Regions from separate parts of the Homo sapiens genome. Here region 2 is linked to region 1. The links are chromatin loops, found by intact Hi-C in ENCODE. Cell type or tissue: PC-9. All regions are shown on one strand. Links, peaks and the distances in the headings refer to the core of each region. The heading gives the core; the rest is flanking DNA.

Region 1 (16,404 bases), core at 3,300-11,299:
TTCCAGCTTCTACCTTTGCCTGCTTTTTCTCATTGACTCCCAGATAACCTCTGTTTCCTGATTCTCTGGTTCACAGAGATGTCAGTAGTGCTGATGAAAAAGATTTATGAGGTTTACCTGCTTTGATTTACTGATGATGATGATGGTGGTGGCGATGGTGGTGGTGGTGGTGGTAACAGGAGTAGTAGTCGTGCAGCCGCAGCAGCAATAGAAGGTACCACTTATGATGTAGTTACTTACCATGTGCCATGCAGGTGATTGACAGGCATTATCTCATTTACACCTCTCAGAGCCTGTGGGCAAAAGTTGTAACCATCATCTCCATTTTGCAGAGGAGAAAACTCTGAGAGTCTAGAAGGCTCAATGACTTGTGTAAAGTTACTGAGACAGTGAGTGCAAAAGATGGGAGATGGACTGACCTCCAAGTCTGTTTTCTTTCTATTCAGCCACATTTCATTTCCTCTATGTCATCACTCAGGTTGGAACAACTAATGGACTCAGTGGAGCTAGGAAATGAATAATAGGGTCAGAATTCATCCAAGTAAGTTTGTCTAAGTTGATAGAAATATAACCTTGGCTCTGGTTGGCATTTTGTTGCTCAAGAAATGCATAGATTTCTGATGTGAACTTGTCCTTTGGAACATCATGGGAGAAAGCTAATCAAATCATTACCCCCATCTCAAAGTAAATCCATTTAAAATATCTTTAAAGCATCTGGGTCTGCAGCTTTATATAGGCAAGGGCACGTCTGGTTTTCTAGTAAAGTCAGAGTCATAGCTTCATGAGAGATTTTGGTGGGGTTGTGGCAGGGATTGATCTGTATAATGTTGAGGGGGCAGCCAGCTGGAGTGGGAACATCAGCATAAGAATGCCTTTGGAAATTGAACATTGTAATGAAAACATTCTTTTGAAGGCAGATTTCCAGGTGTGCTGTAAACCATTCTAGGCTATAATTGAGATATAAAAGAATCTTCAAAAGCAGTGATCTATTTTTTGGTGATTGTTGTGCTAATCCTGAAATCCTAGCATGAATTAATATAAAAGATGGGATTGGGTGCATAAAAGTACCTGTTTTAATCATTTAGCATGTTGTTCAAAACTAAACTGGTTTAGGCTTCAAGTCTAAGGGCGAAAATCTCACTTTCATCTAACAAATCCCACCATAATCTGCCAAGAACAGCCACCAGGGGCTCCTGCAGCAGCTGTGAGGAGGCGATCCTTCCTCTCTCAAAGCTTGATATGGGGAGAGATTTGCTGCAGTTCGTGTATAATAAAGTGGAAGAGGATGATACTTTTTAAAGCACACGAAAAGAGTGAATAAATTCTCCGTTAAAATCTGGTACTGTATGAAAATATTCTACAGTGCAGAAGCTTTCAGTTGGCAGGCGGTTTTGTCTTAGGAATTGAGTAATAAGTTACATTGCAGCAGGTGCAGGAGCGGTGTTGGTCTTTGCCAGTGTGCTCCATGTGAGATCATGAAGCATGCAGAAGGCACACAGAAAAGGCAGTCTTCAGATATCAGGGGAAAAGTCAGCACTATCCCTTCCCTGCGCGACTCCCCTTACCTCACATGGGCGCTTTGGTATCTGCAAGCACAAACAGTAGTAATGAGTAGGGATACTGCATCTGGATACTCCATGTATGTTACAGTAGTGTGTGGTTGTGGTTTCTTTTGATTAGTCCCAAAGTTATATGTCAAAGCTGGATCTTATATATGGGCTGGGGAACCCAGGGTGGGATGCAGCATGCTGGAGTCTCGTTTCTTGTGTGGCCTTGGGATGCTTGTGGTGAGCATGAACTGATGCTATTTTACCCTTTTATCTAGACGCACTACTTTGGCCTTTGGTTTCTCAGCAAGAGCCAGCAAGCACGATGGGTGGAGCTGGAGAAACCTCTGAAGAAACATCTGGACAAATTCGCTAATGAGCCTTTGCTTTTCTTTGGAGTCATGTTCTATGTGCCAAATGTGTCATGGCTTCAGCAAGAGGCCACAAGGTAGGTGCATTTTCCCCCTGTGTGCCATATAAGGGTGTTGACTAACTGTGAAGCTTCCAATGAAGTAGATGAGCTGGTAGATTTAGGGGTGTGTGGGTGTGGGTGCGGGTGTGTGGTGGGGGAGAGGGTAAAATAGTTGGGGGTTGTTTACTCATTGCTTTGCAGCTTTAGAGTTTTGGTTGAATCCATGTAGCTAACCCCAGCAGTTTTCTGTAATGCTGGTAAGGTAGTAGGGATCCTGAGCCAGGCAGAATTTCATCTCTAGCAGCGTGGAAATATTCATCGGAGACTGTGGGTAAAATAGGCATGCAAGAATTTAATAAAAAATTAATGACCTGGCCAGGCGTGGTGTCTCATACCTGTAATATCAACACTTTGGGAAGCTGAGGTGGGAGGAGAGCTTGAGGCCAAGAGTTTGAGACCAGCCTGGGCAGCATAGCAAGACCCTGTCTCTACAAAAAGAAAAAAATATAAAAACTAGCTAGACATGGTGTTTTGTGCTTTTAGTTCCAGCTCCTCGGGACACTGAGGTTGGAAGATCACTTGAGCCCAGAAGTTCAAGGCTGCAGTGAGCCGTGATCATGCCACTGTACTCCAGCCTGGGCAACAGACTGAGACCCTGTCTCAAAAACAAAAACAAAAACAACAAAAACAAAAACAAAAACCTAATTCTGTTTTGTCCACCCTTTTCCTAAAAATATCCCCAAACAAAATGTGGTATCAGACTTCGAATTTGAAGATTGGAAAGGTAACTAAAAGTGGGAGTAAAGTTAAGGAGGAAAATGTTGCGAGAGCAGGAGTTTTGATGATTGTCCCTACTAAATAAGAGGAGACAAGAAGCCATCAGTAGAAGAGGAGAACAAGGTATTGCAGCTACTCAGTGTCTGCTTTAGCTTGGAGAAACCGTGTGCTGCCTTTGAAATGATGTTTTCCCCTCTCATCTGTAAAGTGAGGGATTTGTGTAAGTTCATAAAGCATATTCAGTGAATGGAATAAGTGCATTTTTTTGATGTTGGTATAGTTCATTTATTGGTAAGAGTTTTCCATTAAAATACCTGGGAAGTCTCCTCATCAAATGGATATTTCTGGTAGGAAAAGGAATCACATAAACCCTTTACTTTTTGCCTTTTACCCGGACCTTGTCATTCTGAATGCTTGGGAAGCAATGCGGGAACATGCTTTGAAGAAGGAAGAGTATTCTACCTGACTTTTGTGTAGTTTTTAGATTTTAAATTTCTGATATAAGGATGCTCTTGAAATTTTTAAGTGTATTTTAAGGCAATATTCTGCTTGCTTGCTTTTTCTTTTTCTTTTTCTTTTTTTTTTTTAATTTGAGACGGAGTCTTGCTCTGTCACCCAGGCTGGAGTGCAGTGGCACGATCTTGGCTTACTGCAGCCTCCACCTCCCAGGTTCAAGCGATTCTCGTGCCTCAGCCTCCCGAGTGGCTGGGATTATAGGCGCCTGCCACCACGGCTGGCTAATTTTTGTATTTATGGTAGAGACGGGGTTTCACCATGTTGGCCAGGCTGGTCTCGAACTCCTGACCTCAAATGATCTGCCCGCCTTGGCCTTCCAAAGTGCTAGGATGACAGGGGTGAGCCACTGCGCCCGGCCTCTGCTTGCTTTCTTTAATTTGGCTTTTATTTATTTATTTATTTATTTATTTATTTTGAGATAGAGTCTTGCTCTGTCACTTACACTGGAGTGCAGTGGCACAATCATAGTTCACTGCAGCCACAAACTCCTGGGCTCCCGCAATCCTCCTGCGTCAGCCTCCTGAGTAGCTGGGACTACAGGCATGTGCCACCAAGCCTGGCTAAATTTTCTTCTAATTTTGTAGAGATGAAGTCTCGCTGTATTTCCCAGGCTGTCTTGAACTCCTGGCCTCAGGTGATCCTTCTACCTTGGCCTCCCAAAGTGCTTATTTTTTTCACTTTCGTTCTTTCCTTTTTTTTTTATTTTTATTTTTAAATCAAAAGGTATTGTAAGTAGATGGCATAATTGCAAACAGAGGCCGTGAGTTAGCTTACAGCTTGATCCAAAAAACCTAGTGTTCAGTTTTTCATGTGATAGACATTTAAAGCACTCTGTTGCATACCATTGCTCCCTGTTTTCAAGTTGATTCACATATCCAAGTTCTTCCTGTACAAAAAATTATTAACTCCTCAAAATGTGATGATTTCCGTTGGCTTTTGAATCCTCCTTGAGTACTTTACACGGTGCTAGGAACACAGCATTAAGTTAATAAATACTTGCTGATTCTTGGCTCTCGGCCATTAAGTGCAAGGTAATGAGTGATGAGGGTGAAACATGGACTAGAAATTAGTGTATATTGAAAAAAGTTCTGTCTGTAAGAAAAATGAAGTATTGTTACTCTAGACAGACCTATCCTGTAAGGCCTATTGGTGAGAAAGAGCAGTTGAAATAAAGAGGGACTCAGAAGTTATGCTTTATGAAGTTAAAAGAAAAAGGTTGTTTAAGCTTAGAAAAATTAAGTCGGCCGGGCGCGGTGGCTCACGCCTGTAATCCCAGCACTTTGGGAGGCCGAGGCGGGCGGATCACGAGGTCAGGAGATCGAGACCATCCTGGCTAACACCGTGAAACCCCGTCTCTACTAAAAATACAAAAAATTAGCCGGGCGTGGTGGTGGGCGCCTGTAGTCCCAGCTACTCGGGAGGCTGAGGCAGGAGAATGGCATGAACCCAAGAGGCGGAGCTTGCAGTGAGCCGGGATAGCGCCACTGCAGTCCAGCTTGGGCGAAAGAGTGAGACTCCGTCTCAAAAAAAAAAAAAGAAAAATTAAGTCTTACAAGGGCACAGTAGTAGCTGCCTTTAGATATTTACAGACTGTTGTAGGAGGGGGAATTCTTTGTCAGTTCTGGAGCACAAAATTAGGGTCTAAGTAAGTGAAGTCCAAGGAGCCAAAGAACTTTGACTATTTGGCTCAATGTAGGAATACAGTTTCTAGTAACTAAGCCATCTAAAAATGGAACAAGACTTACAAAAGGGTGAGAGCACTGGTCTCTGTGAATGTTGTCACGTGGACCAGGTAGCCCATGTGGTATCCTGTAGAGGGAGCCACCATATTGGGTAGGATGTTGGAATAGATCAGTGGTTCTCAAAAGACCAGGGCCTGCTGTATCATAGTTACCTGGAGCACTTATAAATATGATTCTAGAGCTGTACCAGAAGTCTGGTTGTAATGTCTAGAGCTGAGAATCAAGAGGATGTTATTGTTTAAAATGAATAGGCCGGGCAGTGTCTGACACACGGTGGCTCACGCCTGTAATCCCAGCACTTTGGGAGACCGAGGCGGGCGGATCACGAGGTCAGGAGATCGAGACCATCCTGGCTAACATGGTGAAACCCGATCTCTACTAAAAAAATACAAAAAAAAAAAAAAAAAATTAGCCCGGCTTGGTTGGGGGCACCTGTAGTCCCAGCTACGCGGGAGTCTGAGGCAGGAGAATGGCGTGAACCTGGGAGGCGGAGCTTGCAGTGAGCCGAGATCGCGCCACTGCACTCCAGCCTGGGCGACAGAGCGAGATTCCATCTCAAAAAAGAGAAAATGAATAGTACTCCTCTGGTGTTTCTGACACTCACCCAGCCTCAGGAATCAATGAATCAGTTAACCTCTAAAACTCTTTACAATTTTAGATTTTCCAAGGAAGTAAACTTAATGCTGCATTGTTTGACTGTCAATGTTTGCATTCATAGACTAAAACAAAAGGTATTTAAATTTCAAAGAGGGAGGTATAGAGTAAAAAGTTTTGGTAGTGGTGGTTATTAACTGTGGGATTTAGGAAGGACTTTTCTTTTTTCTTTAGAATTTCTTTTTGCTTAATTAGCCTGGTTTATTTCAGATGAAGGTTGATAAGGAGGGAAAGAAGTGTTTTCCAACACAGGATTTTGAAGCAAACTGTGTTGCTGACATTTGATCAGAAAAACTAACAAAAAATTTTAAACTTTGAAAGATATTTTTAGATTTAAGCGCTGGAACTAAATTATGTAGATTTCAGGTCTAACCAACTCTTTATGGCAAAGAATGTTGAAAGTTAGGAGTTGGATTAGCATGCAACATTTTGTCTGTGCGTGAGTATGTGTGTATGTTTGCAGCATTGCAGAAATTTTTGTTGCCTCCAAGGGGCCCTAAAACTGGAATGTGCCAAGGGGTGTCAGAGTGAGTAAAAGATTTAAGCTGGGAATATGGAGGAACATGAGAAAAAAAAAATGTAAGAAATCAAAGAAAAGTTGTTAGGAAGAAAAGAATAAAGGAATTACATTTATTTGGGAAGGTTGAGGGCCACCAACAACGATCAGGTGTGATTCAGCAAGACATGCCGTAGGTTGTAGGCTTATGGACTAGAGAATAAAGGAGATCTGGTTTGGACAGAATAACATTTTTAAATGCTTGAGTTTTCTCGGTGTGGTGTTGGAGATGGACAGATGTGCTCAACACAAGGTGAAAAATGCTACAGTCCTTAAGAGCCTTTGGGAATCTCAGCCTTCTTGGGAGGTTTTAGCAGCATCTGAGGTCCGAACTGAATATTGAAACTGCCTTCCAGGCAGCTCAGCCAAGGGGAAGCAGTGGTGGTGGGGCAGGATTCCAGAGGAATGTTTCACAGAAGGCCCCAACAACATTCATTAGGAGCGGGTTAATGACTAACTCTCCAGTCATCCGCTGTTATCCCAGTTACCAGGCATCTCAGGTGGAGATGGGCTTTGGCATCTCTGAGAGCACCTGGGATCTGCAGTGTCTGACACAAAACAGTTAGTCTTTGTGATGCCCTGCAGAGTAAGATATTTGCATAGATTAGAAATAGAAATCTGTCTTTCATTTGCGGGCAACCCGTTGGAGGAGGCAACCATTCAGCCATCTGTGCTGAAAAAAATAAGCCTTTGTCTGGAGCCAACCAAACTTGTTTTCATCCAACACATGTTTGCAATGGTTTGGCTACTTCTGTTTGAGAACAGGTTCTATAGCATTAGTCATGACCAGCCATTTCTTCTCTCTGAACAAGGACAAAGAGTCTAGATTAATACTCTGGTTGGGTTTTCCTTTTTTTTTTGCTGTGTATATGAACCCATATATATATCAAGACACATAGGAGTCAAAGGAAAATACATTTAAAAGCTGTTTATTTAATTTGTTGTCCCCAGAGAATCACACCCATGGAAATTTTTAGGTCAGTAGTGTATTCAGAACAACACAACAAAAATTTGAGAGTGACATTGATTGCAAATTGTTTAATAAAGTGATTGGCTTTATTAAAATTATCAAGTCCAAATTGGTTTAAATTAGAAAATTAGGAGGCACTGCTTTTTTTGACATTAATTTGACATACTGTGTCTCATCTGCTAGATATGGCTTTTGAGGGGCAAGTCCCTTCATAAGTGAGGGAAACCTGCCAAGACACTATGATTGTGTTGGATAAGAAATGGATAACTCAGGCCCTACTTTAAGGTGTTAATTGAATGAGAAAACAAAATATATTAAAAGGAAAATACACACAGGGCTACAAATAAAAGGAAAAAAGAAGAAATCCCTTGATATTGTTATAGAAATGTTAAAAGAAAATAGTGAAAAGAAGGACACACTCTGGTAGACAGATGGGGGATGAGTCATGAAACCATAGGATTTAAAGAGATTAAGAACCACCGAGTTTGTTAACCCCAAACTGTAAGATTTATTACCTTGGGGCTTTGAAAATGTTAGTTTTCCCCTGTTGGTTAAAATGACTCAAGGGATGGGACCACTGTAATTTTTTCCATTTTGCTTTGCTTCTCAGATTCCTTTTTGCCAGCTTTTCTGTCCAGCAAAGGGACTCTTGAGCAGTTCATCTTCCCCAGCATGTTCTCCTGACTCAAAGGAAAGATTTTTGTAATGTGTTTTAATGATTTGCATAGCAACAGGCTCATTATAAACACATGGTTTTCACATTTTTCTGGACACGGAAAGAAAAAAGATGGCTTCTGAGAGGTGGATAAATTCTTACTCAAACAGAAGGATACTTAATAATAGCAAGGGGAAGCCAGAAAATTGCTGGCCAAGATCACTGCTTTTAGTTTAGGTCTGGGGTTTTTCCAAGTCTTCCTCAAGCATGGAAGTCCCTCTTTAATTTCTTCAATACTAAAGAGAAAACTTTTAAAAGAAAACTTAATTTTTGAAGAGTGAATTTAGGCTACAAACTTCTAAGTTGCTGAGTGCATGCATGGTTTCTAAAATTTTTAATTTTGTGGTTTTTTTTTTTTTAACCAAAACATGTTTGTCTTTGCATTACTCACTGTTGAATGTTATGGTTGCACAGTGCACAGGAGCTTCTAATTGTCCTAATGAGGTCAGATAACATTTCCTACTTTTCCAGGACATCTTAGTAGCCTGCCTGTTTGGGTGGGGCTGTCCACCCTATTAATGGTGAGCACTCTACAGAATTGACAGAGTGCAACTACTGCTGTAGCCAGCACGGTCATTCCATTTGCCAAGGATGATTTTAGTACACTGTCGTACATCTGGCAGACACATCAGGCCCACAGGACCTGTTCCAAGTACCCTCTATCTGGTGGATGCTATGTCTGTTTTCGGTGCTTCTCAGCAGCTATGGGTATCCCCTACTCTTAGGATCAGTGATCTATTGTACATCTCCCAGTTCTTCCAAAGTCCTGGGTATTCTAGTCAGCCAGGTAAAACTGCCTAGCAGTTATCACCAGGAGGATTTTTAAAATACTTAATCTCTGTATGGGCTTGCATGGAGCATTCTTAAATGTTAAAGATAGTTCCTGTCTGGGAAGAACCAAGTGGACAGGTTGTCTTTCAACCAACTGAGAATAAATACCCACATTTAAAGCTGTGCTGTTTAGGTACCAGAAAGAGGGTAAGTGCATTTCAGCGTGTGAAGTGAGTGACAAGGGAGTTAGGTTAATGCATTTTTAAACTATGATGGGGGTCCCCTTTTTCCAGTTACGTATTTGGGCCCATGGCATGTTGATGGGAAAGCCAGACTAAGTGAAGCTGTATATCTTCATAAGGGTTAAAATGGTGTTTTGGTGTGTGCATGTGTGTGTCTCTCTGTGTGTGTGCATGTGTGTGCTTAAACTAGGTTTCAGGAAGTGACCTTACAGTAGCTTTCTTCACATTTTCTTTCTTATAAATACCAATACTTTTCCCCCTTAGACTCCTGCAATCTGCCTTGTGTGCTGTTGTAAACAAGTTAGTGTTCAACCAGTGTTTAAAGTGTCTGTTTTAAAAGCTCTAATTATGGTAGTATTTCCATTTCCTTTTACAACACCCTTTATTTTGTTCCTCCAGTTCTTTTAGTTCTTTTATTATTTTGAAATGTCATTTTACTGGATATTTAAAGTCTACCCGTGGGCTGGGATACAGGGACTCCCTTCAAGTCTTAAGATTAAGCATGAATTCCCTGTGGATAATATAATTTGCTGAGAATAGCAAATTCTCCTCCTGGCCAGCTCCAGCTAGTGAATGGGAAATTGTTCTCTTTATGTTGGTTATTGAGAATGGAATTATTTCTGCCAGATATTTTAGATATTTTAAGATGCAGTTGACATTGGGATCTAATCTCAAACATTCTGTGTGGTTAATGTAATGTACAATGTGATGAGAGAAGATGGCTGTCTGTAATAAACAGTGCAACCTTGGAGGGAAGAAGAATTACCTTCCCAAAATGAGATAAGTTGATTGTCATTTGCATTGTTTTTTATTTCAACCTTTATTAAGTACCTATTCTGTGTTAGACACTTTGCTAGTTAGTGGGAATGTAATAACAAATAGGTCTCAACTCCCCACCTCCCTCCCACTCTCACTCCCACCACAGAGCTGTATCTCCAAGCAGCTTTTATTTCATTTCCGTGTATTTGATTTACTAGAAGTTTATTTGAATTTGTCTTTAACGTCTACATTGCTGACCCTATTTACTTCCAGGAGAAGGCAATGCCACTGCTTTGGTGAAACCCAAGGGCAAATGTCTCCTGGGACCAGGACCAGCTTCATGGGTCTGTGACCTGTGCAGTTAGTTGCACAGTACCCCATGCTCAGAAGTGCCCTGTAGTTGGTTTAGTGCTCTGCTGTTGCCATCCTGAAGTTTTTTGGTTTTTCAACAGTGGATTCTGCATTTTCACTTTGCGCTAGACTCTGCAAATTAAGTAACCAGCCCTTCCCAGGACAAGGACAGCCTCCTGTTCCTCATACATGCATCTCTGTTCGTTCACCTCTGCTTGTTTTGTTGTTATCTTGCGATTTATTCTTAAGTATCGGTGGATTTACTGATTTGAATCTACTGTTATGGGTGTGATCAAAGAGAAAAAGTAAATTTAATAAACCCTCAAGGGAACAAAACTAAAATTTTCACTGTCTTTGCAAATAAGAAAATAGAAATGTAGCGCTGGTAACCATTTCTGCTTCTGGATCTGACTCACTGGGAAATCCTTGCAGGAATTGGGGAGGTGGTGTAAAGTCAATTTGATTTCTTTTAGGAAAGCTGATTGGATTAGCTTGTCTTGATCCTCAACTAGGATTTTCTTATGTTTTACTGTGAAGAAGACTATAAATCAAGACTATACAGTAGATGCCTACTTCATAGTACAAGTTGTCCAAATACATGAAGTTGCTTCTTGTTTCTTTCTTTGCTCTTAAGAAAAAGATATGGTGTGAAAGATATGCAGTTAGGCTGGGCGCGGTGGTTCACGCCTGTAATCCCAGCACTTTGGGAGGCTGAGGCGGGTGGATCACTTGAGGTCGGGAGTTCGAGACCAGTCTGACCAATGTGGAGAAACCCTGTCTCTACTAAAAGTACAAAATTAGCCTGGCATGGTGGCACATACCTGTAATCCCAGCTACTCAGGAGGCTGAGGCGGGAGAATCGCTTGAACCCAGGAGCAAGAGGTTGTGGTGAGCGGAGATCGCACCATAGCACTCCAGTCTGGGCAACAAGAGTGAAACTCCGTCTCAAAGAGAAAAAAAAAAAAAAGAAAGCTATGCAGTTAGGTAGTTAGCTATTGAGGCAACCTACTGCTACTAGAACAATGAAGTATAGACAAATAAGATGAAGTTAACTTAGCCGAAGTTAACTTAGCCGTAAACATAATCTAGCTGTTTCTCTGATATTCTTTCCCTTTAGGGAAAACAAATAGTAAAATAAATCAGTGTTCTTTTGTAATATCACTTGGCATAACTTATTATTTATTGTAGGTGTCCTATAATGAAGAGGAAACTCAGAATTTCAAAAGGAAATAAATCAGAGGCATTATTCGTATTTCAAAAGGAGTCTTCATGTAATGTTTGTGTTCTTTAATGCATCTGAGATGTTTGATTGAGATGCTTTATAAAGCAAGATATGCTTATACGTATGTTTTAGCCATTAGAAAAACAAAGTTTACCAAAAAAATAGGTTGAGCATCCCTAATTCAAAAATTCAAAATCTATAATGTACCAAAATTGAAAACTTTTTGAGCACCAACATGATGCTCAAAGGAAATGCTCGTTGAAGCATTCAGGATTTCTGATTTTTGGATGAGAGATGCTCTACTGGGTAAGTATAGCAAATATTTCAAAATCTGAAATCCCAAACACTTCTCGTCCCTAACATTTTGCATAAGGGGTACTAACCTGTTTAGTATACTTCAAAGAAGTGATAATTTTATTATTACATCTTTAAATCACATGGTTAATGTGTTAGTATTTGGTCTATTTGGAACTTTTCTCAAAAGCAAACAAAAATAATGTGCTATTGAGCTATTTTGAAAATAAGTTCTTAAGCAGAGGTATTGATTTTTATCCTTTGTGAATTCCTTGATTTTCAAAGATACATTCATTCATTTGTTCATTCATTCATTGATTCCAAATTGTTCTTTATTAGTGTTACATTGCAGGACTGAGAAAGATTAAACAATTGAACTCATGAAATAATAAAGATTTGTAATAGAGCATGAGTCAAAATGTTAAAATAGTCTACTTTTTCTAAAGCTTGAGTAGAATACGATGATGCCACATTGTAGTGTTTACCTTTAACAAAGGTGTGAAAAGAAGGGGGAAAAACAACAGAAGCTATATGAAGAGGTGTTTTGTCATGTTGAAGCATGCAGGCTGTGCCTTATGAATTTTTAAGAGACATCCGCTTCCCATAAAGGATTCTCAAGATTGTAGGGGTATCATTACAATGGGTGGGATTGAGAATGGTGTGTCAATTTCAAAAATGGATTTTAAAAAAAATCTTGACGTTGGAAGAGGTGCAAAGAATAGATGTTTTATAATTGTTTGCTCTACCTTTTTTCCTGAATATCAGCATTGGGACATTCAGTTGGAGTGGAGTGGGTGGAGAGGAAGGAAGTGACAGATGTGCTACATCCACACGTTAAAGAAACTTACAGTGTCTGAGCAGCAGCAGAATCTAGAAAGCACAAGAATCCAAAACCTCAAAACTTCCCCAGCCTGAGGATATTATAGTTCTGTGTGGTTCTGTGGAAAAATGTAGTTGCGTTCCATCACCGGATATAATGTAACAGTAGTAGTCATGGTAGCAGCTAACATTTATGTGCAAGATGCTATGCTAAGTATCTCAGATTATTATCTTTTTCAGTCTTCACTAGAACTCTATAAAGTGGGCACCCTGAAAAAGAACTGTTTGTTTTTTAAATAACAGAAGTTTTTTCTCTAACAAGTGGAGTAGATTTAGGTCATCACATAAATGGAGTCTTTTATATTACTTTGCCAGAGAAATACATCCGTTCATGCCTTTCTTCACTGGCTTTATCAGAGTAACAGGGAGTTTAGTTCCATAAAAAGTCAACAAAGAAATCCAGAGGGCTGACCTACCAGTAAGATCAGAGATTATTAACTAGTACTATGAGGGCTGATTCTGGTCTTCAGGTGGGTTTTGTTTCACCAGGATCATTTTTGAAAGAACTGAATTGGGACGCCTTGCAGAGAGGCATGTGCTGTCTAACTGGGCCTAGTTCTCCACTCCCTAGGGAGTTAATAGTCAGCAGCATTTACACATTCTTGTGACCTGTCTGGCCTTGTAGGTATTTAGGTCCTGACTGCCGATACTTGCACTTTCTGTATAACTTGAAGTGCATCTCAGTACTTGGGTCAGCCCATATCTCTTCATTGACCCAGTTGATTTTATGTCATTCAGTGTCCAGCTGTATTAACACTTTAGCTGCCTATAAGAGACTGTAGGTGGTTGAGCTGAGTGTGAGAGTATAACTTCCCTAAGTGCTCATTTGAAAACTTTATTTCTGTGTAAAGATCACTCCGGAGGGCTAGATTATATGTCCCTGTCAACTTTCTACTGCAGAGCCATGGCTCAAATTATTCAGATTTCCTCTCTTTATTGCTCACAATATCTGTCTCATCTCTGATTACCCATAAAAGGTTCATGCATAGAAAGAGTACCAAGCGTCTTATAGGCCAATAAAGACATCATTCAAATCTTAAACAAACACAGCCTATTTGAGAAAGAGCCCTTTGCCTTATATCAAGACAGACCAGAATGATAGAGTTTTATATCTAAATATGAGACCCCACATATCAATAAATCACAGAGACCAGTTGCTTTGTTTTACAGATGAAGAAACTGAGAAACAGACAGATAAAGGGACTCTGCCCATAGTCACACAGCTGTTTAGTGACAAGCCTGGCTCTTAAGGTGGTTCTGGAATGGTTTTAGGTGAACCAAGCATGCTGACATGGGAGAGCCCATAGATAGGATTTATTTAAACGTTCAAAAAGTCTTTGCCAATCCTCCCCTCCCCTCCCCTTAGCTGTAACAGCTAAGACACACTGTGGAATTGGAAGGGATGAGTTTTGTCAAAGAGAAGGAAGTAGTTCAGACAGAAGAAACAAAGGGTAGAGGGAAACAGGCACTTCTTTGAGTGAGTCCTTTAAATAGCGAGCATTATGTAGAGAGTGGAACTAAAATGGGTTTTATTTAACGTCTTTATCAGTGATCTCCAGCCCTGGGCACATAGTGAAAGTGCCAAGCTTTCAGATGACACTGAGTCCTTTAGAAGGGTGGAAAATTGAGACATTGCAAGTAAACAGTAGAAAGGTGTCAGCAGGTGTCAAGTTACCAGGTGTGACTCAAATAATGATACTGCTTTCTGGTGTACTTTGTAAAAGCAGAGGAGGCGTAATCATAGCGGGACATGTTGCAACATGTTTCGGTTTACAGCCTCCTAACTCTCAAGGTCAGCTCGTCAATCTTGTGCTTGCAGCTGGGGAGAGTGAGTAGACATTTCGCCTGACGTTTGCTGCCAGCATAAAAATGAGTTACCGTTATTCAGAGCAAATCCCAGCAACTTTGACGTAAGTTTAACTGAAATGCGAGTTAGACACATGGTCCTTTAGTAGAAAATCACAGAGATGAAGCAATGTTGGAAGCAAATGCTTTTGACCAGCATAAATGTTTTGAAGAAGGTAGAAAAGATAGATGTTTATGACAGTGACTAATGTGAGAAACCCATAGGTCTAACTAAGGAAAACATGAAAAAGGTCGGTAATTTGGATCCTTGAAATAAAATGGCCAACTGTGAAAAGATAGCTACTGATGAGGATACTGATGGAAAATTTGAAGCAAGTTATGTATCTGCTAGAGCTCTGTATGTTTTGAATGATTGTTGGAATCAGCAAAGAACTAGTATTTTTTGGTTTAATCTTCAAGGAAAATAATAGCTGGAAATAAAACAATAAAAAAAACACTACAAAGGAGAACATACATTAATGTGGGAAGTAGGGGGAAAAAAAGGAAAAAGAAGGAGAACAGACTTGAAGACCTCACTCTCTGGTGTTTGTTTCTTGGTCAGGCTCTGTAAACTCCCCAAAATTAAGTTCTTGTGTTTAGAATCAGGAGATGATGCTAGCATAGCTATTGTAAGGATGAGTTCAGAAAGCATTTGCCATTGTGCTTAGCATATAGTAGGTCTTCAAATAATATTTGTTTTTTTTAAATGAAAAGATATACTAGAAGGTAGCAGGAAACTGCTGCATCCCTCAGAGAGCTGTGCTGGTATCAGTCACCTGGCAGAAGATTCTCTGTGACCCACACTAACCAGAAACATAGGGGAAGAACATTCTGGGAAATGGAGTGCAGCCTAGTCAGGTTGAGACATTACAATGCCACTGTGAGGCTTCGTACATTATTAATGATTAGTAAAACCCAAATCACTGTAAACCATACCCTACTAGAAACTCTACTGAGTACAAATTTTGTACTGACTGGCGATTTCCAAAATTCAGAATTACTCCCTCAAAACAAATGATTTGATATTATTGAAGATAACTTCAAATTTGTCCCTAATTCCCTCAGGCAATTCCCAAAAGTGGAATTGCAAACAATAATTTAAGCAAACATTTTGTGTTATTATCATAGACATGTATTCCCAGGGAGGTTCCCCACCCTCATTCCAGTCCCATATGAGGGAGCAGATCTGCTGCAGAGGACGCGGCCTGGTGCTTTGTCCTGTGCCGAGTGTAGGAAGGCTAAGGTTATCAGGCCCGAGCAAGGAGACAGGATAAAGCGGGCCTTGCCTCACAGCTTCCCAGATGGTCAGAGCAGCTGTTCAGAACAGGGAAGCCAGGTTGGCTGCCACAGGACGGGCCAGGCTGACCCAATGGTAATCTCACAGTACTTGTAACTTGAAGAGACTGTAGTCTGAAAAGATAAACAGATTCCAGTGAAAGATTATTTAAAGAGATGATAGACTCCTGATGAGTGACAGTTATTTAAAAAATAAAAATAAGACATTGGGAGCCTGTTGGTTCTTTGAGTGTGGTCTTCACACTACGTGCATCAGTATTGCCTATGGCATTTTAAAAAATATGTAGGTTATTGTACCCCAGTCCTGACTCCCTGAATCAAAATCTGTTTTTGATCATTGCCATGGGTGATTCTTATCATTTAAGTTTGGTTAAATGGAAGACAACTGTATCCTGATGTCTTTTCAGCTGTAGCTGGTCTTTTCTGTTAGTAGATGGATGTTGGAGAATCTCAGGGGGGATTTTGGGGAACTGGGAAGGAATTAAAGAGTTGCAAAGCTTAAAACATTTGGTTCAGGCTGAGGAATTTAGAGAATAGATGGCGTGGTCTTATTTAGTAGAAAAATTGTGGGCGTCTTCCTGGGGATCCTAGAAGGAACAGAATGGAGAATCCAAGGTTCTTCTGTAGCAATTTTGTACAGTTTGATTGTATTTCCTCTCTTTCAGAATATTTTAGCCTTCTAGGTAGTTCAACTTCTGTAATGCACAATAGATTATGCATAATATAATGAGTAATACATCTCCTAAATAGGTTTAGGGGATATATTAAATACTATTTATTGCATAAGAATTTAGCCTTTTGTGCATCCTTTATTTATTATTAAATTTATTATTCCTATAAGAATAATAAAAACTGG
Region 2 (16,404 bases), core at 3,988-11,987, 71 kb before region 1:
GCTATATGTTACATATATACCTCCTTGGCCTCTCCTGAGCTGTGGTTTGCTTCCTTTTGGGAATTGCAACATGATCTCCAGGGTTTTGGGTTTCCTGACACCCTCCATGGCAGATTCCTTTATAGTGTACACTTACTACATTAATTTGTTTTGAAAGTTTCATAACTTATTTTGAAATAATTTGAGACACTTGGGGTGTTTCAAATTCTGGGCTGGAAATCTCTAGAGAACAGGATGTGATAGACAAGAGAGAGAAGAGAAGATTGGGAGGTGGGTGAAGGATTTTGAAATAGGAAGCCATAGCTGATATGTTAGAGATTGCTGGAGAGGAGCATAGTCTGAAAAAATAAATTTCACAGGAGATATGTTGTCTTTCCATTGATCCTATTATATTTTGAATCCTTCTCCACTCGCCCCCTCCCGCCTTTTTTTTAAGAGATAGGGTCTCTCTTTGTTGTCCAGGCTGGAATGCAGTGGCACGATCATAGCCCACTGCAGCCTTGACCTCCTGGGCTCAAGGGATCCTCTTGCCTCAGCCTTCCGAGGAGCTGGGACTACAGGTGTGCAGCATCCTGCCTAGCTAATTTTTACATTTTTGTTAGAGACAGAGTCTTGTTTTTTTGCCCAGGCTGGTCTTGAACTCCTGGACTCAAGCAGTCCTACTGCCTCAGCCTCCCAAGTAGCTGGGATTACAGGCATGAGCCACCACGCCCAGCCCTCTTCACTTTTACTGCCTTGATACGTGCATACTGTTTCCTCTTCTAGGCCCACTTCATATAGAAGTAGTTTCAAAAACTTGTAAATCAGCTTGCAATGAGGAATTGATTTTCTTATAAGAAAATCGTTCTATAGAACGATGTGAAAATTGGTGCTTTAGTTCTCAGCTGTCTGGCAAAAGCCTTCTTGCCTCTTATGTAGCATACTATAGAATCTAGTCAGCCAGACGTGGTGGCTCATGCCTGTAATCCCAGCACTTTGGGAGGCCGAGGCAGGTAGATCACCCGAGGTGAGGAGTTTGAGACCAGCCTGGCCAACATGGTGAAACCCTGCCTCTACTAAAAATACAAAAATTAGCCAGGCGTGTTGGTGCATGCCTATAATCCTAGCTACTTGGGAGGCTGAGGCAGGAGAATCACTTGAACCCAGGAGGCAGAGGTTGCAGAGAGCCGAGATTGTACCACTGCACTCCAGCCTGGGTGACAGAGCAAGACTCTATCTCAAAAAAAAAAAAAAAAAGAATCTGATTACTCTCAAATACTATTTCAGTGCAAAAATAGATTCCCAGCCCCAGTGTTCAGTGACAGGAACTCAAGGATCCTGGTCAGCCACCGCAGGAGGAGGAGGGACTCCAGGCCTTGTGTTGGTGGCCAGTACTCCTGGGGCCAGCAGCCCAGATACCTCCGGAAGTGGGGTCACTGAAACTGCACTCAGGGCCCCTAGTTGTCAAATCTGTGGTTGCTTAACAAGGGGGTATGTTCTGAGAATTGACTTATTAGGCAATTTAGTCGTTGAGCAAACATTATAGAATATATTTACACAAACCTAGATGGTAGAGCCTACTACACACCTAGGCTAGATGGTGTAGCCTATTGCTCCTAGGCTACAGACCTGTATAGCATGTTACTGTACTGAATACTGTAGACAGTTGTAACATAATGGTAAGTATCTGTGTATCGAAACATAGAGCACAGTAAAAATATGGTATTATAATCTTCTGGGGCTACTGTCGTGTATGTGGTCCGTCATTAATTGAGATGTCATGTAGTGCATGACAGATTGCTCTGGGTTCATTCTTGGTTAGGAAGGACTTCCAGTAAGAGGTATATAAGAAAAATGGGATGATATGGGGATATGTGGGGAAGTGGATGTGTTTCTGCGAGAGACTGTGTTGACCTCGGGATGCCAGGTTCAAGGGCACTGCCTCTATAAAGATGGATCTGACCTGTCCTTGTAGATCCTATATTGTGACAATGTAAGGATTGTCCAAGGATGAATAGCACATTAATCTCCCATAACCTTAGGTGCCTCACTAAGTATGATTAAGTCTTAGGAGTGAGAATAATTTTCATTATTTTGGTCTGTAGTCAGCTTCTGATCACCACCACAATTTCAAAAGATCTCGATTTAGTGTTTCCCTGCTTCTGAATAGGCCGAGTGACTGCCTTCTTTCTCCTCAGTCTTATCTTGCCAGCATTTTAAATGTAATTGATATCACCTGCAATTTTATGCCGTCCTAAACAAGGAGTTGCCCACATTAAGTCTTTTAAAACACCATGGCATTTATTTTCACAATTGGTTGTCTTTTGTTTATAAGTAAAGCTTTTACTGCTTGCGGTCTTTACTTTTGCCCTCTGGTGGTCTTCATTTTCACTTTTCTTGTCCTTTATTTAAAACGGCCTTGAATTGGTTAACTGCACTTCTCAGCAACCTCCTCCACTTACCACCATTTGGTGTAGGCTCAATGAATGTTAACTGTTTTTTACGCTGGTTTAAACTGAATATAATTAGGACAGCGAATTTGTTTCAGAACCTGATGGAAAACAGGTATTGCATATATATTTAGTGGTTACGTTCTGCGGGCTTGGATGTTTGTATCCTGCTTGTTCCTTTTCTGAACACAGATAGTTATTTGAGTTGAATTAGCTATTTGTTGACTGGCCATTTTGCAAGTTACTGTTTTTGAAAACAAGATATTAATTTAATCAAAGCTTACTTTGGTAGTGATTGTACCTACTTCCAAACTTGCCGTAGGTTTCCATATTCCATTGAAGCTACTTTTGATCCTTAAGATGCTACATGACTGGTATGAAATCTCTCATAGTTGTGGGGAAAAGATGATATAAGAAGCTTCAGGCTGGACATAGTGGCTCACACCTGTAATCTCAGCACTTTGGGAGGCTGAGGGGGACAGATCACTTGAGGCCAGGAGTTCAAGATCAGCCTGGCCGACATGGCGAAACTGTCTCTACTAAAAATACAAAAACTAGCCGGGTGTGACGGTGCACACCTCTAATTCCAGCTACTAGGGAGGCTGAGGCAGGAGAACTGCTTGAACCTGGGAAGTGGAGGTTGCAGTGAGCCGAGATCGTGCCACTGCATTCCAGCCTGGGCAACAGAGCAAGACTCCATCTCAAAAAAAAAAAAAAAAAAGCTTCAGATTTATATTTTGTTGAAGATTAAGTAAAAAAAAAAACAACAAAAATCTTATGAAACATGGTTTTAGGTACCTTCTGACAAACAACTGGGGGATGTGCTGCATCAGTTCTGCCCATACTTTTCCTAACTGCGTATTTTCCTACCTTTAGTTGTTTTTCTTATTGAAGTCTTCTAGTTCTTTTGTTCGTGTGTGTGTGTGTGTGTGGGTGTGCTTTGAGATGGAGCTTCGCTCTTGTTGCCCAAGCTGGAATGCAGTGGCGCTATCTCGGCTCACTGCAACCTCCGCCTCCCTGGTTCAGGCGGTTCTCCTGTCTCAGCCTCCTGAGTAGCTGGGATTACAGGCACACGCCACCACGCCCACCTAATTTTTTGTATTTTTTAGTAGAAATGGGGTTTCACCATGTTAGCCAGGCTGGTTTCAAACTCCTGACCTCAGGTGATCCACCCATTTTGGTCTCCCAAAGTGCTGGGATTATAGGCGTGAGCCACCACGCCTGGCCGTTCTTTCTTGTTTCTGTTTATACTGTCACATTTAGTATTTATACATCTTTTTCTCTCAAGGAAGGCATCTGCCGTTTTAATTGGATGATTATATCAGAGGGCTCTTTTCTATATCTTAGCTAGAGCAGGTATCTGAGAAGTCCTTTTTGCCATTAACTAAGGGGCCGTCAAGTACTTTGTGAAAACAGCATACTCGTGTATGCATTTATATGAGAAATATTTTTATAAAGCGATTAACATGCCATGTGGGCCATGGATCTCTCACTGATTCATGTGTTTTCAAGAAAACATGTTTTTATTTTTTAAATTGCATTGAGCTTCCTTTAAAAAAACTGTTATTTCTCCAAAGATAAATTTCATTTTCTACTTAGGAAAACAGATGACTCTTTTTCCCTCAAATGCCTTCTGTGAAATGACATGTGGAGCTGTTAGGCATTGTGAATCTGTTTTATTTACCCCAGTGTTACAGAAAGACGGAAGGCAATTTTAGCTTCTTTAAAGAGACACTGGCCTGGGGTAAATAACAATTTAGTCCAGGTGGGTAGAAAAGAATGCTTATGACATTCTTTTCATCAGCTCCATGTGTAACCTCCAAGCAGGAGGTCAGGCAGTAAAACATTTGAGTGAACTGGTGAAATGTTTTGTATTTATTTACAAGGCACTTAAACACAAGACTGATCCCAATAAACTCAACAAGTCAGAGTGATGGAGGAAAGTATATGGTGCATGCAGAACAGTAAAAGCGGGGACTGGAGGGGGGCCTGTAGATTGCATTTAGCCTGCTCCTCTCTTCCTACCGTGGAGAGATGACCATCAGTGCAGTGGTTATGGGTGAGTTTCATGAGGAAGGTAATGAGCCCCTTTCTGTTCCCACCTGCTGCTGAACTACTTGACATTTTCTTTTAGATTCCAGGCATCCTGAAGTATTTAAATTCTGTTTTGCTGAAAATTCTTCATTCTTTTTGTGTAACTTTCTTGAATCAAAACTTCTGTTCCACCATTCTTAGTGTTGTATCTGTTATGCTGGAGTTGATGACTTGATTCCATTGCTTACCACAGTCTAATTTAAAACAAAAGCATTCTAAAACCTTCTCAGTTTCGTCATTTTTATTGTTACTATATATTTATTGGTTTAGATGTAGTTTGTAGAGAATCAAAAGAAAAGAGGACAGTTTCTTTGGATAAGACGTTCATAACCTTTTCTCCTCAAGAAAGCCTGCCACATAGTAAGCTCTGGGGTCAGTAAGTCATTGCCGGCTTAGCTGTTGTTCATTTTCTCATTGCATCTCTACCAAATGATGGGCAGACAGACTGATTCATACCTGACTGTTCTGCATATATTCTGCATATATATATATATATATTTTTTTTTTTTTTTTTTTGAGACAGGGTTTTTTTCTGTCACTCAGGCTGGAGTGCAGTGGCATGATCATAGCTTACTGTGGCCTCGAACCCCGCGGGCTCAAGGGATCCTCCCACCTCACCCTCCCAAGTAGCTGGTACTATAGGCGCTAGCCACCATGCCCAGCTAATTTTTTATTTTTTGTAGAGACAGAACTTTCTTTGTTGCCCAGGTGGTTTTGAACTCCTGGGCTAAAGCCGTCCGCCCCCCTTGGCCTCCCAAAGTGCTAGGATGACAAGCGTGAGCCACGACACCCAGCCTGCTTGCTTATATTTTGAATAAAAGATTTCATGGGGCGGGAGGGTTAAAACTCTTTGTGAATATTAATAATCCAGATTAATTTGAAAGAACTTTCATGTAATATGCTACTCAAAAAACAGTATATGCAAGCGATTATCTCTATCACCTAGCAGAAGGCTAGGCAGGATTGGTTTAACAAGTAAATAAGAATAATTTAGTGTTAGCCTGCTATACAAATAAGAGTGCTTTAGTATCTGAAACTGTCCCTGGAATGTATCAATGTATATTAGGAAGTTACTTCAGTATATTATGGACCAGCAGGCATTATTGAGAACTCACTGTGTTGCAAGTTTGGGGCAGTAACTCTGAAAATAAATAAGGTGCTTCTAGTTGGAGATGGGGGTGGGGGAACAGACTCAATCAGATCATTTTTGGAGTGGTGAGGGCTTTGATACAGGAATGCAATGCTGTATAAAGGTGCTTCCCTCTTGATTGTTGAGTTTTGTTTTGTTTTGTTTTTTGAGACAGTCTTGCTCTGTCACCCAGGCTGGAGTGCGGTGTCATGATCTCAGCTCACTGCAACCTCCATCTCCCAGGTTCAAGCAATTCTCCTCCCTCAGCCTCCCAAGTAGCTGGGATTACAGGTGCCCACCACCATGCCTGGCTGATTTTTGTATTTTTAGTGGAGGTGGGGTTTCACCATGTTGGCCAGGCTGGTCTTGAACTCCTGACCTCAGGTGATCTGCTTGCCTTGGACTCCCAAAGTGCTAGGATTACAGGCATGAGCTGCTGTGCCTGGCCTGTTTCGTTTTGTTCTTTTTAATTAAAGGCAATGATCAAATTATCTAGGAAATTAGTTTAAAGCCAACATACCTAAAATATAAAACAGAACACAAGGCAGATATTCTTAGGACATTTTCCTCAAACTAACATTTATTTATCTTGCTGCCTGAACATAAAGACTTTTTTTTGGGTAGCGTAGTTACTTAATTTTACCTCTTTTTTTGTTTCAGTTTAGCTGAATATAACTTTATCTAAAATAAAGTGAATAGCTGTTGTATTTAGAAGTAGCACAAATAATAGGGTAACTGTACCCCTTCCTTGTTCTGTCCCACTTGCACCCAGCCAACCCATCTGCCCAGTGGGATTTTAAATGGTTTCAGTCCTTGGGCTCAAGAGAACCCAGAGGAAGTTCATTTTTGAAGTCTCATCCTCTCTGTATGAATAAATTCCTTGGTCATTATCTACTGTTTTTCATTCTTTGTGAAATAGATCATCTACCACAGTGGATAATAGAGGATAATACTATTCAAGACAAAAGCCTATATTTGGAATAGTTTATGTAATGTAACATATTTAATATGCTTAATGACCTTAATGAAATGAAGATGTGAAAAATAAACTATTGTCATTCTGGGGATATCATTTATCAGATTCTAAAAGGGCTGTTTCTGAATCTGGTTAGGGAGTTTCTTTTATTAGTAGTGGCGAATAGAGAGTAGTGGTTTGGATATATTGGTGTCATATTTTAGTTGGGTAGAAATATCTCTGACATTTTTACATGATGTGTTTTCCCATCTTCTCCAAAACAATAATTTCATCCTCGGGAAGAGAAATTCATCCCATCCATGGTGGATTTTCGGATACAGTACCCAGTTCAATCTTTTGACAAACATTTATTGTTTACCATGTGCTAGGTGAAATAAATATGGTAGCTCAGGGGTTATGAAAAGATACCAACGCATTGTTCCTTCTGGGGAGGATTTTATAAGTTTTTTATATTTTAAGTACCTTCTTTAGAGGTCTTTATATTATAAGCTTTCTATATTTTATTTTATTTTTAGAGATTGAGTCTCTCTCTGTCACCCAGGCTGGAGTGCAGTGGCACAATCTTGGCTCACTGCAACCCTTGCCTCCCAGGCTCAAGTGATACTCCCACCTTAGCCTCTAGAGTAGCTGGGATTACAGGCATGTGCCACGACTCCTGGATAATTTTTGTATTTTTTATAGAGACACAGTTTCGCTATGTTGGCCAGGCTGGTCTCAAACTCCTGAGCTCAAGCAATCCACCTGCCTCAGATCATGGATATAAAGCTTTGTATAGTCTAGAGGGACTAGGGAAGGGTCCCTTTCCCTCCCTACTCCTCCTGCCTCCTGTTATATTTTTCTTTCCATGTCATCTCAGAAGAAAGGTAAGTTTCACTTTGCTGATGTGTTCCTGCATATTTTCATTTATGGCCTCTGGCTAGTGCTATGATTAGATTTTTGGGTATTTCTTACTTTATGTTTTTTTTTTTTTTAATATTATGCTCATTAAATTTGGTGAGTTGACCTAGCAGTACCATCTCAAGCTTCTTTAGATTCAATGTGCACTTTGTCTTGAGTTAATCTTAACCTTGGTGGTTAGTGTGCCAAGGAGACATACTTGAAGGCTTTTCCCTTCTCCATTTAGGATCCTTAAGTTTTGATGCAGTAATTATTTCAGAAAGGAAGACATATCATGCATTTTGTCATACATACATAAAGTTTGTTTATGTGGAAATTTTATAGTACACTGACCATGCCTTCACAGAAATGGAGGTGACCATGTCCTTGAGGCAGAAGGAGGTAGCTGTGCAGGGCTGGCAGTTGCCCTGTAAAAGATGTGGACACGACATTGTAAAGGCTTAGAGGTAGGACCGATTACATTTGCCTGGATGACAGGTGACAGCCTTAGGAGCGGAGGAGATAGCTGGGCCTGGAAGGTTGGATAGGACATATTTGGTGGGAAGATGAGAAAGAATTTCTCCAGGAGGAAAGAGGGAACATGAACTGTGAGAGAGGAGAGCAGGTGCCTTAAAGTTCAAGGCATAGTCCAGAAGCCAGGAGGAGTATGCCTGGTGCGTAGCGTAGGTGGAGTGGGGTGGGGTGGGGAACAGGAATTGCTATCAAGTGGGGATATGATAGTAGCAAAGGAATGTGTGTGCCTTTTCTGTTTGTAAAGATTAGAATTTCCCTAGGTGGAACACTTAGCACCTGCCTGCCTCTCTGAGTTTTTTTTTAATATCAAAATTAATTCAGTGTTTTCAAACAAACATTGCCTTTCTATTTCCTTTGAATCTATACCCAAGGAAAATAAATATTTACAGTCCTGGTAATACTATGTATTGCTGCGGTAAGCTGTTAGTAGTAGGTAACTTCAAACAAACTTTACCAACCACATTTTGTGTTTGTTTTGCTCTGGTGCTAATCTGGCAAGAATGATGTCCAGCAGGAAAGTCAACATATCTTAATAAACTGTCTGCTTTTATAGGAATGCTAGCTTTCTGGCAGATGTCATATCAGCCCAGCATATGCTGCACAGTGATGACTCTTTTAAATATATTTCAGTGGGAACAGCAATGTCTCTCACTGGTCACTGCCATCCTTGCAAAGGATACTCTGAAGGGCTGTGAATTACTTTTCAATTCATATATGGTACCTTGGCCTCTTGCATTGTTGGCACTGAAAACAAAACCAAAACACACAAGGCATCATAGAGAAATTATTCCTACCCCTTCAATAGTGTGGCTTCAACTGTGAAAAAAGGAAGGGTGAAGACACTGTAGAAGCAAAAATTTGTTTTATTTTAATATTGGGCTCATCAGCTATGCAGGTGCCAATACAGAGAAATTTTCTTGAGAACCTGGCAGTGGCAGGGTTAATCTAGCTCCTCTGGGGTGAGGTGGAGGTGTACTTCCTGCTTTTATGTTATCGAAAGAGGAGTGCAGGAAATTATACCTAGGTATTAAGAGCTTTGAAAAGTTGAGTACAAAGCTCTTTATCAGATATAGCAGGCCTAACTGAGAATATCAGCCCAATTGCAGTTTTTCCAGGAAAATTGTACTTTGCCAAAGGTAACTTTTCCAGGGTCAGTGAAATAGCAAGATATTTCTCAAGAGAAGGAAGTAGAAAGGAAAATCCCTTTTATGGGATTAAAAATTCAGTAAGTATCCTGAACTCAGTTTTTTTTTTCTTTTCTTCACATTTGAGAATCATTTGTTTTTATGCTAGCAATAGAGAATGCTAAGACGAAATTCAGAAAACAATTCCTGTTGCAATAGCACTAAAAATGTTGAAATATTTAGAAACAAATTTCTCTAAGGAGGCACACTGAAAAACCACAAAACGTCAATGACAGAAATATCAGATTTAAATAAATGAAAAGATATTCCCTACTTATGAATTGGAAGCTGTTATTAACATGATAGCACTACACAAAGCAATATATAGATTCAGTGCAATCTTTACTAAAACCCTACTGGCTTATTTTTTTTTCTTAAATAGAGAAGCTGATCCTAAAATATATATAGAATTACAATATACCCTTAGTAGTCAAACAGTCTTGGAAAAAAATAGGAAGACTCACATTTTCTAATTTCAAAACTCACTACAAATCTCCAATAAACAAAAGAGTGTGGTGCTGGCAGGAAGATAGACATATTATCGTTAAAAAAAAAATAAGTGCCTAGTGGATAGTGGATACTTTTACATCTAAGAGTATTTTTTCTCCCAAATGCTGAACTCAGTTTTTAAAAACTCCATTAACTAATGTGTAAATTTTTCATTGTCTTTAATCACTGAAATAAGGCTTTTTTCTACTTACGGAGGGATTTCTCTCCTGATTTATTGATAGTTGACTGGTCAAAAGGCATGGAAAAGCTGCCATTCCCTGGGCTCTGTTGCCATTTGATTTATTTAGAAGATGTAATAGGAGGAAGAATTTCTGTTCTTGCTGTTAGTCCTGCTCGGTCACGGCAGTGGATGATGGAGAGAGATGGATGCTTGTTTATTGTCGGCTACAGGAGGGGAGCTGCCAGGCGACCGAACAAAGTTCTGCTTAGTATGTGACTTGTACCGATGCCTCCAGTGCCTGCTCTGGTCCACATGCTGGGTTTAGGGGCTCTCAGATTCTCTGCTTTGTTCAATTCTCTCAACAGTTCTTATTTCCCTTCTAAAGAGGAAGGACTGGAGGGCACACTGCAAGTCTCTTTTGCAGCCTTAAATGTGTGGTGTTGCACAAAGTGGTTTGAGCTGGGGTCATGGGGTGAAGGCTTGTTTGGATGATGGAGGAGTTGGCACACATCCTCAGTATTATTTTCAGTAGTATGGGGACTGCCTGAGTCAGCCCCGCCCGCCTGCCCGGGAGCACATTAAAACTCAGGCACCAGCACCATCGAGGGGGGACCCCAGGCTCAGGGAATCAGACTGTCTAGTAGAGAGAGTCTGGGAATCTGTTGGCAATCTGCACCTTTACAAATTCCCTGGTGCCTTTTCAGTTGTAAAACCACTGGTTCATACTTTCCTATCCATAGAGGACTGCTCTAAGTCTATATGGCAAATTTGGAAAATCTTCCCTCAAATGCTGCATCTACGGGATGGTGGGTGAGTGGCCCAGAGCAATTCTTATGCATCAGTAGGACCCATACATGCGGCATGTCTTAAAATCATAGTCGTGGCTTCATGATATCTTTGTAGAGCGTTTGAGGGCTTTCAAGCACTAGGTTTATTGCCTTTTAAAATAGGGTGTTTTATCCTGTTTGAGGACTACCTCAGACTGTTAATTTTGCCCCCTGAGGTTATATGTTGACTCTGCCCGCTGCTCTGGAATTTGTAGCCTGGGAGCATCCAGATGGTAAAAGACCCCCTGGAGTTACTGAGTCAACTTTCAAAATTATCCTGGATTTAAAAAAAGACAAGGAGAGAAAAAAGGAAAATTGAGGGAGGGGGAGGAATGGTACAAGAAGGGGACCTTTCACAATTGGGCAGGCCCTGAAATTCTGTCCCTATTTTAAGTATTTTTCTTGCAATCCTGCTGCTGCTGCTGCTGGTTCTAATGATGGTGATGGTGAACAAGAGTAATAACACAGCAACCAAAAATAATAAAAATATCAGGAATTTAATGAGAATCGACTTTTGCCAAGCACTGTGCTACCCACCTTGCACACATTATCTCATTTAATCTTTATGACAACGCTATGAAATAGATACCATTATTATTGCCCCCATTTTACCGATCGAGAAACCGAGACAGAAAAAATATAGCTCAACTGACACAGCTAGCAGTAGCAGATGTGGGATTCGAACTTTGTGAAATCTGACTTGGAAGCCCAGGCACAAGATGGAATGCAGGTTAAAAATCCAAATGCCTATGGGGCTAGGCAGGAAGAGTAAATGAGTAAAGCACACCCGTAGCACACAGAGAGTGGTGGGACTGTGGCCAAGAAGAGAATGCTTGCCCTGTCAATGAGGGTAGTCAGTTAAGTCCTAGATAATTGTGCCTAGACTGAAATTCAGGCCAGTGCTATCAGATTTTTTTTTTTTGAAGAACTAATGGAAATCAGTATTTTTATGTGAGATATTTTGATGTTTAAATGGTGGCAACATGTTCAAATTTTTAAAGAACACTGAGCCAAACAAACATCAGATTGTAAGCGGGGTCTTAAATCTGTTTTGTTTACTTCCACTTGCACAGCATCTAAAACAGTGCTTGGCACATAGTAGGTACTAAGTACATGCTTGTTGAACAGATGATTGAATGAATATTTGTGGACTGCATTACACTTACAGGCAGCCAGTTTCCAACTTTCCTACTGCTTCCCCCAACTATCTTTTAGGTTTTTCTGCTGCTTCCTATCCCAGACCAGATCATTTTTCATTTTTCAGCTAAGTATATAGACCATGTGTACTTCAAAGGTTACATCCTTCTAGTTTGAATTGGTGTTTGGACCAGGATTCTTGGTGGGGATTTTAAAATTGATTTAAAAACTTATTTTTTGGCTGGGTGCGGTAGCTCATGCCTGTAATCTCAGTATTTTGGGAGGCTGAGGCGGGCAGATCGCATGAGTCTAGGAGTTCAAGACCAGCCTGGCCAACGTGGCAAAAACTTGTCTCTACAAAAAAACACAAAAATTAACCGGGCATGATGATGTGCGCCTGTGGTCCCAGCTACTTGAGAGGTTGAGGTGGGAGGATTGCTTGAGCCTGGAGAGAGAGGTTGCAGTGAGCCAAGATTGCATTACTGCACTCTAGCCTGGGCAACAGAGCGAGATGCTGTCTCAAAAAATAATACGTATTTTTTTAGCATCTAAAAACATTGTAGTGAAAAACACATAAAATTTTTTAAGTGTGCAACTCATTAGTTGTGCTGCAATCTCCAGAAATTTTCATCTTGCAAAACTGAAACTCCACCCATTAAACAACACCTCTCCATTTTCTCCTGCCCTCAGCCCCTGGTAACCCCCATTCTGCTCTGTTTCCATGAACTTGACTACTTTAGATAGTTCATATAAATGGAATCATACAGAATGTGGCTTTTTGTGACTGACTGATTGTGTCAGTTGTACCCAAGGGATTTTAATTTTATTAAATTTCCTAAGAAGAAGGAGCATGCCAAACCCTATAGGGCCACATGGAGAAGCAGCAGGATTGGTTAGGAGGCAGAAGGAGTGAGGGGACAGCCTAGGCCAAACCCTTATTTTGTTTTCCTTAGGAAAGGTGAGGTAGGACAGGGTGAGCAGCTAAGACTGGCAAGTTTGAGTAAATCTGGTAGGCTGTGGGGTACAGCAGTCTGGTGGGTGGCCCTGGGTGGATTTAAGGCAAGATGGAACACTGGCTTTTGATAAAGGAGATGGTTGGGGGTGTGGGCACTGAGTTGGTGAGTTTGCCTGTGGAAGATGTGCTGGGGCAGGGGCCTCAGAATTTACTAGCCCTCTAAGAATTGACTAGCCCTGGGAGATGCAGCCTTTCCCCAGTCAGCAAGGCCACAAATCTAAGACCATCGAGAAGGCAGAAAATAATACAATGTAGTTTATAGCAACTGGCCCTGTGATGGATGCCAAACAGAGAATTATAGAATCTAAAAAAAGACAGAACACTTAATCCACTCAGCATAATATCCTCAAGGTTCATCCATGTTGTAGCATGTATCAGGATTTCCTTCCATTGTATGTATAGACCACAAGTTGTTTATCCAACCATTCATGTGTTGATGGACACTTGGGTTGCTTCCACCTTTTGCCTGCCATGAATAATGCTGCTGTGACATGGGTGTGCAAATATCTCTTCAAGACTCTGTTTTAAATTCTTTTGGGTCTATACTCAGAAAGAGAATCCATAGATCCTAAGGGAATTCTGTTTTTAATTTGTTAAAGGTACTGCTGAACTGTTTTCTGTAGCAGCTGCACCATTCTGTATTCCCACCAACAGTGCACAAGAGTTCCAATTTTTCCCACATCCTCGCCAACACTTGTTATTTTCTTTTCTTTCTATTTTTTTTTTTTTGATAAGGGCCATCCTGTGAGGTGATACCTCATTGTCTCACTGTGGCTTTGATTTCTACTGATGATTAGTGTTGCTAAGCATCTTTCATGTGCTTATTAGTGATGCTTTTGTATTTTACAATTTGGTAGTCTGTGTTTTTAAATTGAGTCACACAATTTAAGTGTGAGTTTTGAAGAGTTATAAAAACGTATTTTTTATTAGTACCTTTTGTAGTACGGGAAAGTCTTCTCAAGGTGATTGCTTTTTTGCACAGAGAGGCAAAAGGTTATCCATTCAGCCTAACTTCAGAAGCTGTTAAAGAATCAGCAACTAGCAGTGGCTTATGCCTTGTAATCCTAGTGACTTGGAAAGCAGGAGGATCACTTGACACCAGGAGTTTGAGATCAGCTTGGGCAACACAGCGAGATGTGGTTTTAAAAATAAAAAAAAAAAACCAAAGACTTAGTTTGGCCTGGTGGCATGTGTGCCTGTAGTCACGGATACTCAGGAGCTGAGGTGGGAGACTTGCTTGAGCCCAGCAGTTCGAGGCTGCAGTGAGTTGTGATTGTGCCACTGCACTTCAGCCTAGGTGACAGAGCAAGACCTCATCTCTTAAAAAAAAAACAAAACAAAAAACAAATTGATAACTATACCTGGGGACTCTGGCCTCTGGCTTTAAGCCAGATCTTGGAGGACAGATCATTCATTCACAGAGGACCTACTGTGTGGTAGCCAAGGCATAGAACTGCCCAGACCAAGTCCAAACATATGGAGATGGTCTCTAGCTATGTGTCCAAAGTAGAGGGATTGCCTTACCTCCTGAGAGCACTTCTCTATGGAAGCTGATTAAACTTTTTGGGGTGAGATTGGGAGGGCAAATCAGGTGAAGGAGAAGTAGAACTGAGTGTGAGTTTTTATTCAGAAAGCTGAACCATCTGATAATGGCAGAGTTTAGTGTATTCAGAAAGGATTGAAAAACTAAAGTGGACCTATAGGAAAAGTAAATAAGTGATCTTTGTATTTCATTGCAATGTCATTACAGGCATACACCATTTTATTGCGTTTCACAGGTATTGCTGTTTTCTTGTATAGATGGAAGGTTTGTGACAACCATGCATTGAGCAAGTCTGTTTTTCCAACGGCACGTGCTTACTTCAAGTCTCTGTGTCACATTTTGGCATTTCTCACAATATGTCAGACGCTTTCATTATCTTGATATCTGTTAAAGTGATCTGTGATCAGGGATCTTTGATGTTAATGTTGTAGTTGTTTTGGGGTGTCACAAACTGTGCCACATAAGATGGCAAACTAAATTGATAAAAGTTGTGTGTGTTTTGACTGTTCTATGGCCCAGCCACTCCCTCCCTTATCTCTCCCTCTCCTCCCGCCTCCCTATTCCCTGAGACACAACAATATTGAAATTAGGCCAATTAAGAACCCTACAGTTACCTCAGCAACATCTAGAAATGATTAAATTTAGTGAGGGAGACATTGAAAGCCAAGATAGCCTGAAAGCTACCTGAAAGGCCCCGGTGTGTGATGTTCCCCACCCTGTGTCCAAGTGTTCACATTGTTCAATTCCCACCTACGAGTGAGAACATGTGGTGTTTGGTTTTCTGTCCTTGCAATAGTTTGCTCAGAATGATAGTTTCCAGCTTCATCCATGTCCCTACAAAGGACGTGAACTCATCCTTTTTTATGGCTGCATAGTATTCCATGGTGTATATGTGCCACATTTTCTTAATCCAGTCTATCATTGATGGACATTTGGGTTGGTTCCAAGTCTTTGCTATTGTGAATAGTGCTGCAATAAACATACATGTGCATGTGTCTTTATAGTAGCATGATTTATAATCCTCTTGTGCCAGTTTGCTAAGTTGTGACTGAAAGGAAAAGTTCTTGAAAGAAATAAAAATTGCCACTCCAGTGAACCACATGAATGATAACATGTGCAACAGCAACAGCAAAACAGCCTTATTGCTAATAGGGAGAAAAATTGAGTGGTCTGGATAGATTGAACCAACCACAAACTTTCCTTAAGCCAAAGCCTAATCCCGAGCTAAGCCCTAACTCTCTTCAATTCTGTGAAGACTGAGAGAGGTGAGGAAGCTGCAGAAGAAAAGCTGGAGCTAGCAGAGGTTGACTGATGAAGTTTAAGGAAAGAAGCTGTTTCCATAACATGAAAGTGCAAGTTTAAGCAGCAAGTGCTGATGTAGAAGCTGCAGCAAGTTATCCAGAAGATCTAGCTAAGATCACTGATGAAGGTGGCTACACTAAATAACAGATTTTCAATGTGGATGAAACAGCCTTTTCTAGAAATTTCATAGCTAGGGAGAAGTCAGTGCCTGGCTTCAAAACTTCAAGGGACAGGCTGACTTTCTTCTTAGGGGCTATTGCAGCTGATGACTTTAAGTTGAAGTAAGTGCTCATTGATCATTCCCCAAATCCTAGAGTCTTTAAGAATTATGCTAAATCTACTCTACCTGTGCTCTGTAAATGGAACAACAAAGCCTGGATGATAGCACATCTGTTTTCAGCATGGTTTACTGAATATTTTAAGCTCACTGTTGAGACCTACGGCTCTAACAAAATTTCTTTCAAAATGTTATTGCTCATTGACAATGCATCTTGTCACCCAAGAGTTCTGATGGAGATGTATAAGAAGATGAACGTTGCTTTCATGCTTGTTAACACAGCATCCATTCAGCAACCCATGGATCAAGGAGTAATTTCGACTTTCAAGTCTTATTATTTAAGAACTACATTTTTTAAGGCTATAGCTGCCGTAGATAGTGTTTCCTGTGATGGATCTGGGCAGAGTAAAT

What was found. Peaks named below come from ENCODE experiments on the same cell type or tissue, not always from the same donor. Only the 100,000 strongest peaks of a DNase experiment are listed, where the experiment ranks them.
Region 2: a loop joins it to region 1, with 3 times the contacts of the local background. A loop is called at or near these places in 5 of 110 quality-filtered maps.

Annotation. Positions count from the first base shown.
Region 1 is chr1:214,437,396-214,453,799 of GRCh38, reverse strand. PTPN14 (protein tyrosine phosphatase non-receptor type 14) reads left to right here. Exons shown (of 19, transcript NM_005401.5): 3 at 1,826-1,995. Among named protein-coding and RNA genes, the nearest start is that of PTPN14, 110 kb to the left of the region's middle. RefSeq lists enhancers at 3,095-3,594, 6,676-7,362, 14,027-14,366, 13,681-14,652. In PC-9, for the core only: a CTCF peak has its summit at 7,341; DNase peaks (open chromatin) are centred at 6,109, 6,769, 7,699 and 8,319; H3K4me3 peaks cover 2,305 bases; H3K27ac peaks cover 4,000 bases.
Region 2 is chr1:214,508,683-214,525,086 of GRCh38, reverse strand. All of the region lies in intron 1 of PTPN14 (protein tyrosine phosphatase non-receptor type 14), which reads left to right. Among named protein-coding and RNA genes, the nearest start is that of PTPN14, 35 kb to the left of the region's middle. RefSeq lists a silencer at 10,247-10,541. In PC-9, for the core only: no CTCF peak of the experiment used is centred there; DNase peaks (open chromatin) are centred at 8,526 and 9,056; H3K4me3 peaks cover 1,640 bases; H3K27ac peaks cover 2,763 bases.